Regions from separate parts of the Homo sapiens genome. Here region 2 is linked to region 1. The links are chromatin loops, found by intact Hi-C in ENCODE. Cell type or tissue: endothelial cell of umbilical vein. All regions are shown on one strand. Links, peaks and the distances in the headings refer to the core of each region. The heading gives the core; the rest is flanking DNA.

Evidence for each region. A loop is a pair of places that touch in the nucleus more often than their neighbours do. Peaks named below come from ENCODE experiments on the same cell type or tissue, not always from the same donor. Only the 100,000 strongest peaks of a DNase experiment are listed, where the experiment ranks them.
Region 2: it touches region 1 in a loop (20-fold over the local background); 7 of 110 quality-filtered maps call a loop at or near these places.

The regions. Positions count from the first base shown.
Region 1 is chrX:34,296,912-34,304,743 of GRCh38, reverse strand. No RefSeq gene overlaps it. Among named protein-coding and RNA genes, the nearest start is that of FAM47A, 170 kb to the right of the region's middle. In endothelial cell of umbilical vein, for the core only: no CTCF peak of the experiment used is centred there; a DNase peak (open chromatin) is centred at 3,663.
Region 2 is chrX:32,526,533-32,534,364 of GRCh38, reverse strand. The region is part of intron 17 of DMD (dystrophin); the gene reads left to right. Among named protein-coding and RNA genes, the nearest start is that of MIR3915, 53 kb to the left of the region's middle. In endothelial cell of umbilical vein, for the core only: a CTCF peak has its summit at 3,353 (motif pointing left); a DNase peak (open chromatin) is centred at 3,344.

The DNA of each region.
Region 1 (7,832 bases), core at 1,520-6,519:
ATCCTCTGCTTTGATTATCTTTCCCCTCTCCTCTTTTTCAAAACCATAATTTTTCAATTCCTAAGAAATGTTTTTTTCTGTATTCAGTATCTTCACTTCATCACCTACTCATTCTTTAGTCTACTTCTAACAGAATCCAGCCTTTACCACTCCAATAAAAAACAGTTTATTACTAATTTCCAAGTTCATAGAAGCAATGGGTAGATATTATCTTCTTTTTTTTTTTTTTTTTTTTTTTTTTTTTTCCTGAGATGGAGTCTTGCTCTGTTGCCAGGCTGGAGTACAGTGGCGCAATCTCGGCTCACTGCAACCTCCACCTCCCGGGTTCAAGCAATTCTCCTGCTTCAGCCTCCCGAGTAGCTGGGACTACAGGCACGTGCCACCACGCCCAGCTTAATTTTTTGTATTTTTGGTAGAGACAGGGTTTTACCATGTTGGCAAGGATGGTCTCGATCTCCTATTCTTGTTGGCTTGGGCCTTGGGGCTCTATGTCCTCAATAAACTAAAAGATACAATCTTATAGTTACTTGATCTGTAAGTAGAATTTGCTTCCCTCTTTTAAGTTTAATTTTCCTTGGGCTAAGACTCTCCTGGTTTTCGCTTATCTCTGTGGTTGCTCAATCTCCATCTCTTTTGCAGATACATCTTCTTTCCAAACATTAAGTGTTGAAATTTTTCAAAATTCAATTCTAGACTATTATATTCTCTCACTTTAGTAGCATAAAATATGTGGGTTTCTATAAAATTATCAAGATATTTTATGGAAATATAAATTCTTTCCACAGCTTTAATTTCCACCCCCATGAAAATTGGACATACATGTACAATAAGTCCTCTTTTAACATTGTGGATAGATTTTTGAAAACTCTGACTTTAAGCAAAACTATGCATAATGAAACCAATTTTTCCATAGGCTAGTAGATATAAATAAGAGATAAGTTCTAATGGACTATTTTTGGTAACAAAACCATCACCAAACTTATAAATAAAAAACAAAAACACTTCTAATATTAAACATTGAAATAAATGTGAGCTACACATACATTTAAGTTAAATTGATAAAATCAAGTAAGATAGTTAGTGATCCACTTTTTTTTTTTTTTTTTTTTTGGTGAATCAGTGAATGATGGCAGTCACAGCAGTGATGGGTTAAATTATGAAATAAATGTTTGCAAAGTGAAAATTTTCAGGAGTACCCCCTTGTACCATAAAGTTCAAAAACAAATAATAGGAAATATAGCATGCTCCCTGAGCACTTTTGGCATGATAATAAATGTGCATTTGTAGGATTGTCATGTACTTAACAAATTTTTACTTGACAATAATTTGTACTCATTCATTCATTCATTCATTCATTTTCCATCCTGCTTATTTCATTTCAGAATGGTGGGTGATGGGAACCTATCCCAGCATCTCAGGGTTCCAGGCAAAAACCAGCCCTGGCAGGGAAGCCATCCAATCGTAGGTCACACTCACTCACACACTCATACTCACTCAAACTGGAACCATGTAGACATGCCAATTCAGCTAATGTGCACAGCTTTGGGATGTGGGAAGCAACCAGAGTATGAGGCCAAAACCCACACAGACATGGGGAAAATGTGCAAACTCCACGTAGACTGTGGCCTCAGGTGGGAGTTAATTTTTTTTTCTCATCAACTTTATGACTAAATGATGTTAAATTAAACTTCGTTATTTGAGGACCTGCTGTATCCAAGACCTCAGTTTTAAATTCTGTATATCCAGTACCTATTTAACATCTCAACCTGTTTATTTTAAATAAACATAAAACTCAACATATGCATGCTCTCCCGCAACCTCTAATCTGTCCTGCTCCATCTTTGTTTGTCTTAGTGTATGGTGGCACCATTCATTCAGTTATATAAACCAGAAGTCTAGCCATTAACTTTGACTTCACCCTCTCTCATCATCCACTATATCCTATCAATTGCCAATCCTATCCAATTTACCTCTTAGATACTTCTTTATTCACTCTTATCTGTCATTCTAATTGGTAAATTAATGCATGAATCTAAATTTCCCCACTTGCTCTGCATGGTGCCTATAATTTTTGTGGCTGAAAGATTTATAAAAAATATTTGTGTTTGTCTTTCCTGTATTTTTCCCTTCTCTTCCTCCATTCTCCCCTCTCCATTTCCAGCATGGATTCAAGACTCCCTAAAAGTCTGTGCCTTAAGAAATGTTCTGCTGGAACATGTGTTGAGGTGTCAAGAAAGTGGCTAAAAGGCAATTGGAGGGCCAAAGATCATAGAATACAACACGCAGTGCTTGACACCACCTTTCTGCTGGATAGGGCCCTGGGGCTGTGTCCAGTTGTTACAAGGAAATAACTGAGGAGTGATATAAGGAAGCCATGTAGTAAGCATTATGTATTTGTCTTGTTAAATATTTCAGGGTCGGCTAGGCGCGGTGGCTCACGCCTGTAATCCCAGCACTTTGGGAGGCTGAGGCGGGCGGATCACGAGGTCAAGAGATCGAGACCATCCTGGCTAACACGGTGAAACCCCATCTCTATTAAAAATACAAAAAAAAAGAGCCGGGCATGGTGGCGAGCACCTGTAGTCCCAGCTACTCGGGAGGCTGAGGCAGGAGAATGGCATGAACCCGGGAGGTGGAGTTTGCAGTGAGCCGAGATCGTGCCACTGCACTCCAGCCTGGGTGACAGAGCCAGACTCCGTCTCAAAAAATAAATAAATAAATAAATAAATAAATAAAATTTAAAAATTAAAAAAATAAATATTTCAGGGTCTCAAACACTGCACTAAAACATTTAGCAATGGAATATAAAGTCACAGTGAGAAACAGTGTGAAATGGTCTCAGGAGACTGGAGAGACCTCCATAACAAATTCATGTTACAGGACTTTTATACAACTCTGGTTGTATGATGTACTCCAAATAGTGACTGAGGCTGACTTCTCCATCTGCTCATTTGTTTAAAAGCTGACATTCATTTAATCAAATAAAGAATCACTAGGTTTAAAGTTGCAACTCATAACTGCTTACTTTGTGAAAAATAGTTATAGCTAAGTCATGGCAGCTGTCATAAATATATGGAAAACACTTTGCCTGTATATTTTTCACTAACTGGAATAATACTCTTTCAACAAAAAAACTGAAAAGAACGAACTAGGGAACAAAACATTTTTATCCTTCAAGACATTCTGTTTAGAAAGATCTTTGTAAGCTGTCATCTTTTGTCTCTGGTAGAAAGGAAAATACAAATAATCTGGAAATATAGAGATGGGTTTCTGTACCTAAAACCACAGATTTTGTTTCCAATAAAGTGAAAAATATTATATCATATAGTTTATTTTTTATTATATAGAGCTAATTGCCCTTGTGTTCTTAGTGGGGAAGAAAAAAAGAACCCCAGTATAGATAGATTTTCCATGATGAAAAGGGAATCATGACCATCTGTATTTCCAAAGGGAAAGTGAAATTCCAAATATTCTGTGCCATAAAATGTTAAATTGAACATTTTAAAATAGTCTCTCAATATTTTGGACCCAATGCTTTGAAACTTTAAAATTAAGTATGATATATACATAATTTCCACACCTTTAAAATGAGTTGTTAAATTGTTAAGACCTTTCTTCAAAATTAAGACTTGCTAGTCAATCCTAAAAATAGCCTCCAGAGGGCGACCAAGTTGCATCATGGCAAACAAGCACATCAAACTGTAGCACTGCCTCCAACAACAGCATGGATTTAGTTAACATATGAAAAGCCAATAATAATGGTTAATCCTTGAAAAAAAAATATACTTTCACCTGAAGTGTGAATAGCTCTGCAAAAATTGAGTGTTTGTGAGGAAACCACCTGTAATTTGATGCATTAGCAGAGCAAAGGCCTTTGATCAGAAAAACTTGTCATCATTTCATGCAAGTTCCAATCAATTTCTCTGCTCATTGAAGTCTACTTATCCCAAGCACCTTGTTGTAGCAAACAGAGTATAGATCTTGAAGTTCGGTAGACTTAGATTCAAAGGCAGCTCTGCAATTGGTTGTTACCTTGTAAACAAAGTTTAATCTGAAGATAGGGTAGATAATATCTTCTTCATGCTTCATGGTTGTTTGAGAATTACATGAGATAAATATATGAAAACATTGACCCACAATGTGGGCAAACATCACCTCATTCTTGTTTATTTCGTCCCTATCTTTTTTTTTTTCTCCTTTACCTAGAGAAAGATAAAAATAGGATCAAATTATGTTATTCACTTCAAGGTTTTAGTGATACATATTACTTTCCCATTATTTGTCTTCAAAATATGTTTTTAAAAACCACATGGAAACAAAGTAGTGGTTACATTTAAATAATTAATATTTCTCCATTCTCTCAGACAGAAATACATCTAATAAATGTTGTTGGAGGTTTGCTAGTCCTCGACTGGTTAATGACTATTATCAATCTAGTAATTCGAATTGGTCATCCATTCAATTGGCTTTCCCCTTATACCAATGGGTTATTATTTCCACTTATTTCATTTATATTAAAGCCACATCCCTCTGAGAAAAATAGTTGAGTTTACCTTGTATTTGCCCTTTCTTATTCTTCCTGACCTATATCTAACCAGCAGACAATTTCTGTTGATTATTTTTACACATTTTCTCTGCTACACCTTTAGATTATGACCTTATATGACCTTCTACTGGTCTCCTTAATTTTATTCACTGATCAAGATGTCCTTAATGTTCTCCTCAGCTTGACTAAATTTTAGACAGGTTTCTTCTTGACTGTAGGTCCCTGACCTTTCTTTTCTTAAGGCATTTACTTTAGAAAAAGTACAATTGTAAATTCTTTGCCCCTCTGAGATATAAATCCCCCAGCGTCTTCTGACTTTTATAACCCAGGAATGTCTTTCTCAAGGACCTGGAAGCCATCCCTTTGAAATGTAAACATCAAGAAAGATAGCACCCCTATTTTCAGTCTCTGTGGGAGGGTAGGAGCCTAACTTAGATAAGCATCAATTAGCACACACAGATGGCCTAATCACATTGACCAACTTCCTCCCTGAGGTCCTCCAGTTCTTTTCCACTAGCTATCTTTGGCACTTAACATCTCTCCCATTTTTCTACATCAGCAGAGTTGAGTGCAATCTCTCTTCCTTTTGTAATCATCTTGACTCCTGTTGCAATATTCTTCCTTGCCCGTTTACTCAATTTGGTGCAGTTTTTCTTTGACATCATTCCTTCACCAAACCCATACTGCTGAATTTCAGATTACTCTTTCCAAACTTTGAATCACTCTGTATTTCCTGTTGCATAAACCCCACCATTCAAACTCATCCACCATCTTGTACCTTCAAAACTCATTCTCAGAATTCCACTTCCTGAGTTCCCTACTCCAATAAAACTAGTCCATTAGCTTTGTAAATGTGGCTACTATTTCCTCACTTTGAAATCTTTGCTTGTGTCCTTTCTATTAAATATATTTTGAAATTTTATTTTATTGTACCTGCTCATAGATAAAAATAAAATAGAAATCACATCAAGTCTCTACAAATGGGAGTTTGATAGTGGAAATTAGTAGCACCAGTGATGAAATTGCTGAGAAGTAAAGAAGGGCTAGCAGGATAATGGAGGGATTAGCAAGAACAGGAATCTACTTCAATCAACTCCTATACTGGACAGTTAAGGAGAAGATTGTGAGGGAGCCCAGGGCCAGATAACCTGGTCAATACTGGACCATACGTGTTTTGTCTCACACATAGTAGAGCCAGGGAGGTTACACAGTGGCTGCTGGAAGAGGTAACCAAAGTAGAGAGACAATGGAGAGAAATCTCTTAGCTTCTTTCTAACCCGTCATATCCCATCAGTGTCTCTATTTGGCTGAATCTGGTAAAAAGTAAGCTGCATGTATGGGTCTGCTATCATGTGACACAAAATAGAGACAAGAAAGAACAATGAATGAATCTAAGACAAACAGACTGGAACCAGTACATTTGCTTGAATGTTGTACAATAGCCTATTTTCAAACTATGGTCTTTTTATTTATATTCCCTATATTCTTGACCAATTGTTTTATTCCCCTAAGTTCAAATTTCCTCATCTTTGAAAATAGCATAATGATAGTTCCTAGCTCATCGGGTTGTTTTGAATATTAAATGAAATAAGACAGATAAAGGGTTAACATTGAAATTATTATATAGGACATGCTCCAAAAATGAACTTCATCATGATTGCTTTGTTGTTATTATTATTAAAATTGCTGTTGTTATTGCTATTTTAATCACCTCTTCAATTTTCTGCCAAGTAGAATTTTATTTCAGTGTCCAGTTTAAATGCTGTCTGCTCCTTTTAACTTCTACAATCATTTTCTCCAAAAAGGATTTGTTCCTACTCTAAATTCCTATACTATACATTATGTGCTTCATTTATTTGACATTCATCTGTGGGTTTATTTGACTATACGCTTTCCATTATAACCAAACTTTAAAATTCTAGAGCATAAGGACTATTGTTTATGTATTTGTGTATCTCCCATAGGATTTAGTACAGTGCACTATCCAGAAAAAGCAATTATTGGAAATGTGTTGAGTGAAAAACTTAATCACTAAGTTTACTGTAACTCTACTGACATATGGACAAAGCTCATAACTATTTGGGCAATGCTGTGAAATTCTAGGCTTTATAATTTTTAGAATTTATTTACTTTCATATGGGATTTTGTTTTAAAAGATACTGTAAAAATAACTTGAAAAAAATTTAGCTTAAAGAGATTAATAAATGGTTTGCCATTTGTTGCATTTTTATACTTATTTAGAACTGCCTCTAGAACTCCCAGTATGTCAGCATGTGTAGCTACAGAGCTTGTTAGCAGAATACAGACACCTGCTATTTCTGGTACTTATAACATGAAAAAATATGATTATATTAATAACGCCGTGCATTTTATAGTGCCCTATCATTATTTCAGAGAGTTCAAACTTTCTCATGTAGTCATATAAAGTAGCAAGGGAATTCACATTATATATGCAATCCCAAAGGGCATTTTTGATCACTTTGAATTTTACCAACCATATTACTCAGGGTGGATTAATAAAAACATGTATAGGGGCATGGCCCTGAGATTGGCTTCGAGTAAGACAGAGACAAGGACATGCAGAGATGAAGATGAGCTTCACAAATGAAGAAACAAGGAATCTGGAATAGAGTTGTCTGAGGAGTAAAAATCAGCATAGAGAAGAGAAAAACTGCAATAGAGGAAAGGGAGACTGGAGTGAGAGTGGTATGAAGGCTCGTTTCACGTTCTTTCTCGCATCCATTTTCCTCTTCCTTTGGCTATTTCTCTCAGCTACTTTTTAAACCACATATCCCTAAGGGTGATCTTCAGTTGGGAATAGAAAAGGGTGGCTGCGTAATACAAATGTGCTATCATTCACTTCTGTCCTTAGTTACAACACTCTCACCCTCTCTGCACCTCCACTCATCAAACCAAAATGAAACAAGACTGGCAGTGGCGAAGGCAGGCCGAGCCTTGCCGGTGAGTTCTGAGGAGGAGGATCCCAGTGGGATGCGGAGTGAAGAGGGGGCTGTAAATGCCAGAGTGATTGGAAAATGTCAGTTCCTGTGGCTGCACCAAACTGGAGTGTCACCAGCATTACAACAAAACAAAATACAAAAATATATTGCCAGGGAGACTGTATGTCGGAGTTAGCTTTACTTCTTAACACCTTTATTAGTCTTCTGGAAGTTTTCCTGATGCAGTGAAAATACATTAAAATTGGGAACCACAGGTACATAATGATTGCAGCAGCTTAATTCAGTAGCATTGTTTCAGCCTTCACTCTTAGGCTTTACCATTTAAT
Region 2 (7,832 bases), core at 1,317-6,316, 1.8 Mb after region 1:
ACTAAGCCGTGAGGGATCCGCTCCCATGATCCAAACACCTGCCACCAGGCCCCATTTCCAGCACTGGAGTTTACAATTCAGCATAAGATTTGGGAAGGGACGAATATCCAAACTATACCAGAGGCTGTCTACAAGCCAGGAAGAAGGCTGTCACCAGGAACTGATCCTGCTGGTACCTTAATTTTGGAATTGTAGCCTATAGAACTGCGAGAAATAAGTGGCTGTTGGTTAAGCCACCCAGTCTATGGTATTTTGTTATGTAAGTGCTAGCTGACTAAAAACCGGCTTTGTTAAGCAATGAGTATTACTTCTGTTTTGACTAAAGTTCATAGTGATGCTTACTAACACAGTAGATGGATTGAAACAGGTCATGATGCTGGCAGTGGGGCATTAAGTACACGTCAGATTGAAATGGCTTTCCACATTGCACTAGATCCTTTTGGAACCCGGGTTGGAAGTTATTTAAACTTGAAAGACCCACAAGCATGTTGACTTCTCTTAAACTCAAGGACCTTTCACACTGAGAGAGTTTAAAGTTTAAATTGCCTCCCACAGGGTCCAAGTCATCATCCAATGCATGGTGGGTTTCTTTGAACACTTCTGTAGTCATTATGAGTCCACATCATTTCAAGAAAGAAGAGACAGCAACATTAGTTTTCATGCTAATTTTCCTATTCACTCAACTAATATCTAATGGATTGCTATGGTATGTAAAACACTCCAGTTACTTTAACTGTAAATCTAAGCTTTCCCTCAGGAAGCTTGCACCCAGCATAAACTGTCATGAAGAAGTACTAATAAAATGTTAGAAAAGTTTTAAGGAAGAAAAGTTCACTTCCTGCTTGAGAGGCATGGAAGACTTATGGGAAAATTAGCATCTGACTGGATAATTAAAGAGTAGGGAAGCATTGGGCTCAAGATGAGGAAAGTGACAATTCATTGCAGGGGAAAGCCTGTATGCGAACAAAACTTACATGGGATTAAGTATTCTTGTTTGCCTCCAGCAGAAGTATGAAGTAAAGGAAGTTTAGAAGTAAGGAATGAGGTTGAAAAGGTAGGTTGAGTTCATAATAACTAAAGGTATTCAATAAAAGATTAAGGCATGTAGACTTAAACCTTCTGGTCATGGGGAGCCATTGCATATTTTTGAGAGAGAGAAATATGATATGGCTACTGTGAACCATATCATTTTGATCTCACTTGAGAGTTGGGAGAGAGAGGCCATCTTACCTTGGTTTCATAGACTGGGAAGGGGGAAAGAAAAGTTTTCTCTAAAGGGCCAGAGAGTAAATATTTTAGGTTTTGTGTATCATAAAATTTATTTTAAAACTACTCAACTCTGCTGCTATAGCTAGAAAGCAGCCATAAACAATGTATAAATGAATGAGCATGACTGAGTTCCAGTAAAATTTTATTTACCAAATTAGATGGCAGACCATATTTGTCCCATAGAACATACTTTGGGGATTCCGGCACTAATGGGTAAAATGAGACTATTTTGCTGTTGATTTTTGTTTATATGTTTCATTGTCTTTGTTATAGCTGTGTTTGCAGTTTTTATTCTTGTTATTCCAATTGTGGCTTTTACTTTATCAGTCATTAAGAAGACACTAAAACAAATATGACTACTCTCACACGTGAGAAAGTGAGAAATGGCATAGGGCTTAAAGCCAGTTAAAAAAGGATCATGGAAGATATTAATAACAATAGCTAATATGTATATGGCTTCTACCAAGTATTTGCTACATATTAATGTATTTCACACTTAAAATAGCATTACGAAGTAAGTTTTATTATTGTCACTCTTTGCCAATGATAACAATGTGTCATAGAAATTTCAAGTGACTTGCTCATGGTCACATAGTTTACAGGAAGCATCGCAGCTAGGATTTGAACCCAGACAGCCTAGCTTAGGGTGTTGCCTTCGGAAATTCCTCGCCTTGCTATGTTGTAATAAGTTAAAGGTGATTTCATCAAATTATTTAGCTGAAATAAAATGCTTGACTGGGACTCCTTAAGAATTTGCCAAAGTCTATGGAAGCTGCACTTATTCTAGATTATGTCTGTTCTACATTCTGAAGTATCATTGACTCTAGTGTCCCATGGCAACACTTGATTATCTTTAAATACAGAGACCTTTTTCACTGAAAAGATTTCTTTAAAATTTAGATGTCTTTTTCAGCATCAAAAATAAGTGGAATTTCCATATAATTGAACTTTTTTTTCCAAGTGCAAGACTTTTGGAGCTCACCATGGTCTTAACCACATTATATAATAAGTAGTAACTTTTTTCATCTATGCTTAATATTTTCTCTGATGTGAGAAATTGTATCATCAGATTAGAAAGTTGAGGATTTTAGGAAATTAAGGGAAATTCCAAGGTAATAATAAATTGGGAAATAAATTATTTTATATTGCCATTAGGGTACAAAGTATACAACTAAGGATCATATTTTAATGAAAAATTTCAGAATTAATATCCTGATATTAGAGACTTCAATCAAATTCTCATATAATCCAAGATAGCGTAGTCAAAACCACTAAATTACTGTACTGTGTAGCAATGAACAGTAATTCTATATTGACTTATCCTTATTTTTTTTTTAAGATGGGTTTCTCGTTTATTTGGAACAAAAGAAAAATGTAGTGTTGTAGAAATCTTTGGATTCAGACAGACCTGTTCTTGAGTCTTGACTCAGTGCTTCACTGTGTATTGAAACTAAATGAAGATCTTCAACTTTTCTATTCATGATCAATCTGCAAAAATAAAAGCTATTACAGATAACATACAAGGTTTCTTGAGCGATTAAGTTTTCTTTTTGAAAGCCTGTGACCTGATTAAGATGCTTAAAATGATATATATGTCTCTTTTCTGTTCTTTAAATTTGAATGAAAGTTTGGCATTTTAAAAAACTTTAGGTGATTTAGGAGTATAATTTTAAGCAGATTTTTAGAGTACGAGTGTCCACATATTTAACTAAACATTCAAAAATTAGTTAAAATCAATGAACTTGGGAAGGAAAACTACTTGCTACATAATCCAGAAAATTTTACTAAATTATTTGAACTAAGCATGACTCTCCAAACTGTGGACATATTTTCTCAAGGGATTCTATGTATTATGGCTTCAAGGTACTTTTGTGTGTACCTCAAAATGGCTGAAGGCATTTTAACAGTGCATCTGAGAGTGTCTTACTTACATATTATTTGTACACTATTTTATCTATATCTTTGGACATTTTATATTTCTGTGTAAGTAAAACTTCCATGAAAATTTCATTTGTCACCATATTTTCGTTATGCAGATAAGAAAACGAAAGAAGCCAAATTGAAGACAAGCTCTGAAAGGGAATGTGCGCCCTCTAGTGACCCACATTTATTTATCATAAGGACATAGGCAGCTTTTGGGTTTCATCATTTTAAATAAACTTTACATTTGATTTTAAAATATATGACTCAGGATTTTCAACTTGAGTATATTATATTGTATGATCATAGATTTATTACTCTGACAGGATTTCATCTATCATTTAAGAGAATATTTCTATTAACCTGTGTTAAGGTGATTTTCTTGCACAGAAGTGTGTTTCAAAGGGACTTTCAATTTATTGAAAATGAAAAATAGGCTTTAGGCATCTGTGGCTTAGCAGCATTTTATTTCCCATCCTCTGGGTCATGCAGTTTTTGCCCACGTGTTTTCACACTCCTTGGCTTTATAACTAATTCCTCTAATGTAGCAGTATCTGACATTTTAGAATTTGTGGGGGTTTCTTACCTTTTAATTTTTAAGGTTGTTTCTCTCAAAGATATTTAAACAAAACTTATAAATGTGACATCTGTTCAATCATGTCACACTTTAGAAATAAATATTACCAATGAATTTTGAAATGATTAAGATTTAATACCAAATTAAGGTAGGAAGATTATTTTAACATCATTTCTACCTACCAGACGTCAAAATATTTTAGGTAAGTTTTACTTTGTGCAGAGAAGCAATATTTTACAGCAGTTTTATTCTCTTCACTGCAATCAACGATTCTATGGGTGCCAAGATGAATATCAATACCAAATAACTCAGACATTTTTGGCATTAATAGCTTAAAACATTAAATCATTCAATTTGTATGCAAGGGCATGTATTTTAAAAAGCAGAATTTTTAAACATACTAAGTATATAATTCGGTATGCCATAATTGATAATAAAGAAGATGTACAATTTTAAGGACAATATTTTGTGCTTGGACTAGAATTCAGCTTTTGAGGCACATGTTAAATAGGCATATTTTAGGACAAGGTAAACGCCACAGAAATTGATTTTTTAGTATCTTTTAAAGATGCCTTTCAGTGCAATCTGAAATCATTAAATTTTACTGTACTGAAACATATTATTTTATGAGTGATGTGCTTAAAATTACACATATAAAACTAGAAATACATTTGAGACCATGCAAATATAAGGAAAAATAGATTTTTGATAGGAATGTTAATATAGCAGTTTCCACTAACTGAAGACAGAGTCCTCTGTCATCTGTCACATTGTTCCAGGTGCTGTGTAAACCACTGAAGAGTTTATAGGCTTTTTATTATAACTGGGAATTATAACATCTTTAGATTTTATTTAATTTGATTGCTAGATGAATAGACTAATGTAATTGGAATATGAAAGCCACAATATAAGCAAAGCTGATCTCAGTTTTTGTATCTTGGGTCAAAACCTCTTTAATTAGAGAGGTAAGTAAACATATTTACAAGTAATTTTTAAAAAGCATTTGTATTGTAGACCCAGAAAATCTGAGACAGGTCTCAGTTAATTTAGAAAGTTGATTTTGCCTAATCCTAGGTACTCGGGAGGCTGAGGCACGAGAATTGCTTGTCCCCAGGAGGCGGGGGTTGCAGTGAGATTGTGCCACTGCACTCCAGCCTGGGTGATAGAATGAGACTTTGTCTCAAAAAAAAAAAAAAAAAAAAAAAAAAAAAAAAAAAAAGTTGATTTTTGCCAAGGTGGAATTCGCGCGCCTGTGACACAGCCTCAGGAAGTCCTGACGACATGTGCCCAAGGTGGTTGGGGTGCAGCTTGGTTTTACACATTTTAGGGAGGCATGAGACATCAATCAAGTACATTTAAGAAATACATTGGTTTGACCTGGCGCGGTGGCTCACACCTGTAATCCCAGCACTTTGGGAGGCTGAGTCGGGCGGATCACAAGGTCAGGAGATCGAGACCATCCTGGCTGAAACAGTGAAACCCCGTCTCTATGAAAAATAGGGAAAAAAAATTAGCCAGACGTGGCGGCAGGCGCCTGTAGTCCCAGCTACTCGGGAGGCTGAGGCAGGAGAATGGTGTGAACCTGGGAGGCGGAGGTTGCAGTGAGCCAAGATTGTGTCACTGCACTCCAGCTTGGGCAACAGAGCGAGACTCCGTCTGAAAAAAATAAAATTAAAAAAAAAAAAAAAAAAAAGAAATACATTGGTTTGGTCCAGAAAGGCAGGACAACTGGGTGGGGGTGGGGGCTTCCAGGCTGTAGGTAAATTTAAACATTTTCTGGTTGACAATTGGTTGAGTTTGTCTAAAGACCTGGGATCAATAGAAAGGAATGTTTGGGTTGAGATAAGACATTGTGGATACCAAAGTTTTATCATGTAGATGAAGCTTTTAGCTAGCAGGCTTCAGAGAGAAGAGGCTGTAGAGTGCTTCTTATCAGACTTAAAGTCTGTGTTGATGTAAGTGTCAGAGAGGTATAATGAGGCATGTCTGACCCCCACTTCCCTTCTTGGCCTGAACCAGTCTTTCAGGTTAAATTTTAAGAGCCCTGGCTGAGGAGGAAGTCCCTTTGGAGGGGGAGTTAGCCTTTTATTTTTGGTTTACAGTATGTTTTTACTTCAGGACCAGTTTGATAACAGCTTTTAAATTTTTACAATTTAAAGCAAGAAGTCGCTGAAGATCGAAGAAATTAATTTACCCAAGAAAATACCAGAAAGATAAAAATTAGGGATTAAAACCTGTGGTGCCTGATTTACACACACATATATAGCTATGTTATTTTTTTTTCTTTTTTGAGACTGAGTCTCGTTCTGTTGCCCAGGCTGGAATGTAGTGGCACAATCTTGGCTCACTGCAACTTCTGCCTCCCTGGTTCAAGCAATTCTCCTGCCTCAGCCTCCCGAGTAGCTGGGATTACAGGTGCCCACCACCACAGCTGGCTAATTTTTGTATTTTTAGTAGAGACGGGGTTTCGTCATGGTGGCCAGGTTGGTCCTGAACTCCTGACCTCAAGTGAACTGCCCGCCTCGGCCTCTCAAAGTGCTGGAATTACAGGCATGAGCCGCCACGCCTGGCCCTCAGCTCAGTATATTTTTAAATGCACATTTACTTTACATTTAAAGCAACTTAAACATACACACAAACACACACGTATCACACATATTACAAAATACAAGACAATCATGTGGCCCTATCTTCCCCCCTTCCACAGAGGGAGACACACTTACACTATACAAACGTGTATGTGTTGTGTGTGTGTATACAAACTATCTTGATTTGGAGAGGGAACTATTTATCTAAATATTAGCTTGTTTTCTTTTGGTTAAATAGGATTTCCCCTTTAATAATATTCTGTAATTCCAAAAATATAATAATTGCCATGTAGTCAATGCATCTCAAAGTCCTAAAAATATTTTTAGAACTAATAGGATTTATACTGAATTTCATTTGATATTTTTATAAGATCTATTTGATGCAAATTGAATTTGTATTCTATTACTCGATTTTTTTTTAAAGCAAATGCCATGTGGAAACAAGCAGAGAGGGACAAGTTTTCCCAGAAGGAAAGTTGAAAGGGGAAGAGTAGAGAGAGGTTGATCAAGAAAACCTTCACAGATGATGTGCATCTTGAACTGAGCCTTGGAAGATGAATAGTAGGTCATCTTCAAATGGTTGGGGATTTAGGGTCAGGAAAGTGCCTGTATAGTAATATGGAATTAAAATGTCTTCTCACTTCGGAAAACTCTGAAGAAGAAAGGTGATTTTTAAAAATACAGCAAAGTTGGAAAATCTTACCTCCAAAATTATTTCTTCTTTAATACCAACAAAGAATAATTATAGTTTTGTTCCTATTAATGTTAAAACTTGCTTCCTAGCTAATTAAAATGTTCATTAAGAATTGGTTTCATAAATTATCTGGTCTAGGCCTAGAGCCCTGGGACCCTGCAATGGTTAACGTATTTCACAGGCATCAGCATTTTCCTTTCAGGTTTCTAAGGATGAGGCTTATAAGTTTTTATGAAATTCTACATGCTAAGATGTTTAAATATGTAAAATGGCCATTCATAAACCTAGTTCACTAATCAAATTAGTTAAGTCTGGGAGCTTGGAGGACTTCCACTCTCAAAGTTTACACATTTGGGAATGATGAGTTGCAACTTGTATATTGAAAGTGACTGAATTAAAATTTATGTAAATGTGTCATCTTAGTTTAATAGGTTATGTGGCAGTCACTGTAAAGAAAATTAACAGAACACAGTGCCCATCAGGAGGCTCTTCTGACATAATTAGCACAGTTATATAGCACTAATTCATGTAATGTTTTACTATTGACAATTCAAAATTGACAACTTCTTAAATGGCAAACATTTCTCTAGTTCTTTGAGATGTTTGTATGTGTTTTTGCCTTTGAATTTATTTTAAACATTTATATACACAGGTATCTCTCAGTATTTACCATATGGGATGTAATTAACCTAATTTACATCATTTTTATGGGAAATTCAACTGGATGAGGCTGAGTCTGTTTGTACAATATAATACTGAGAAAAATTGTCACTCTCTGAATATT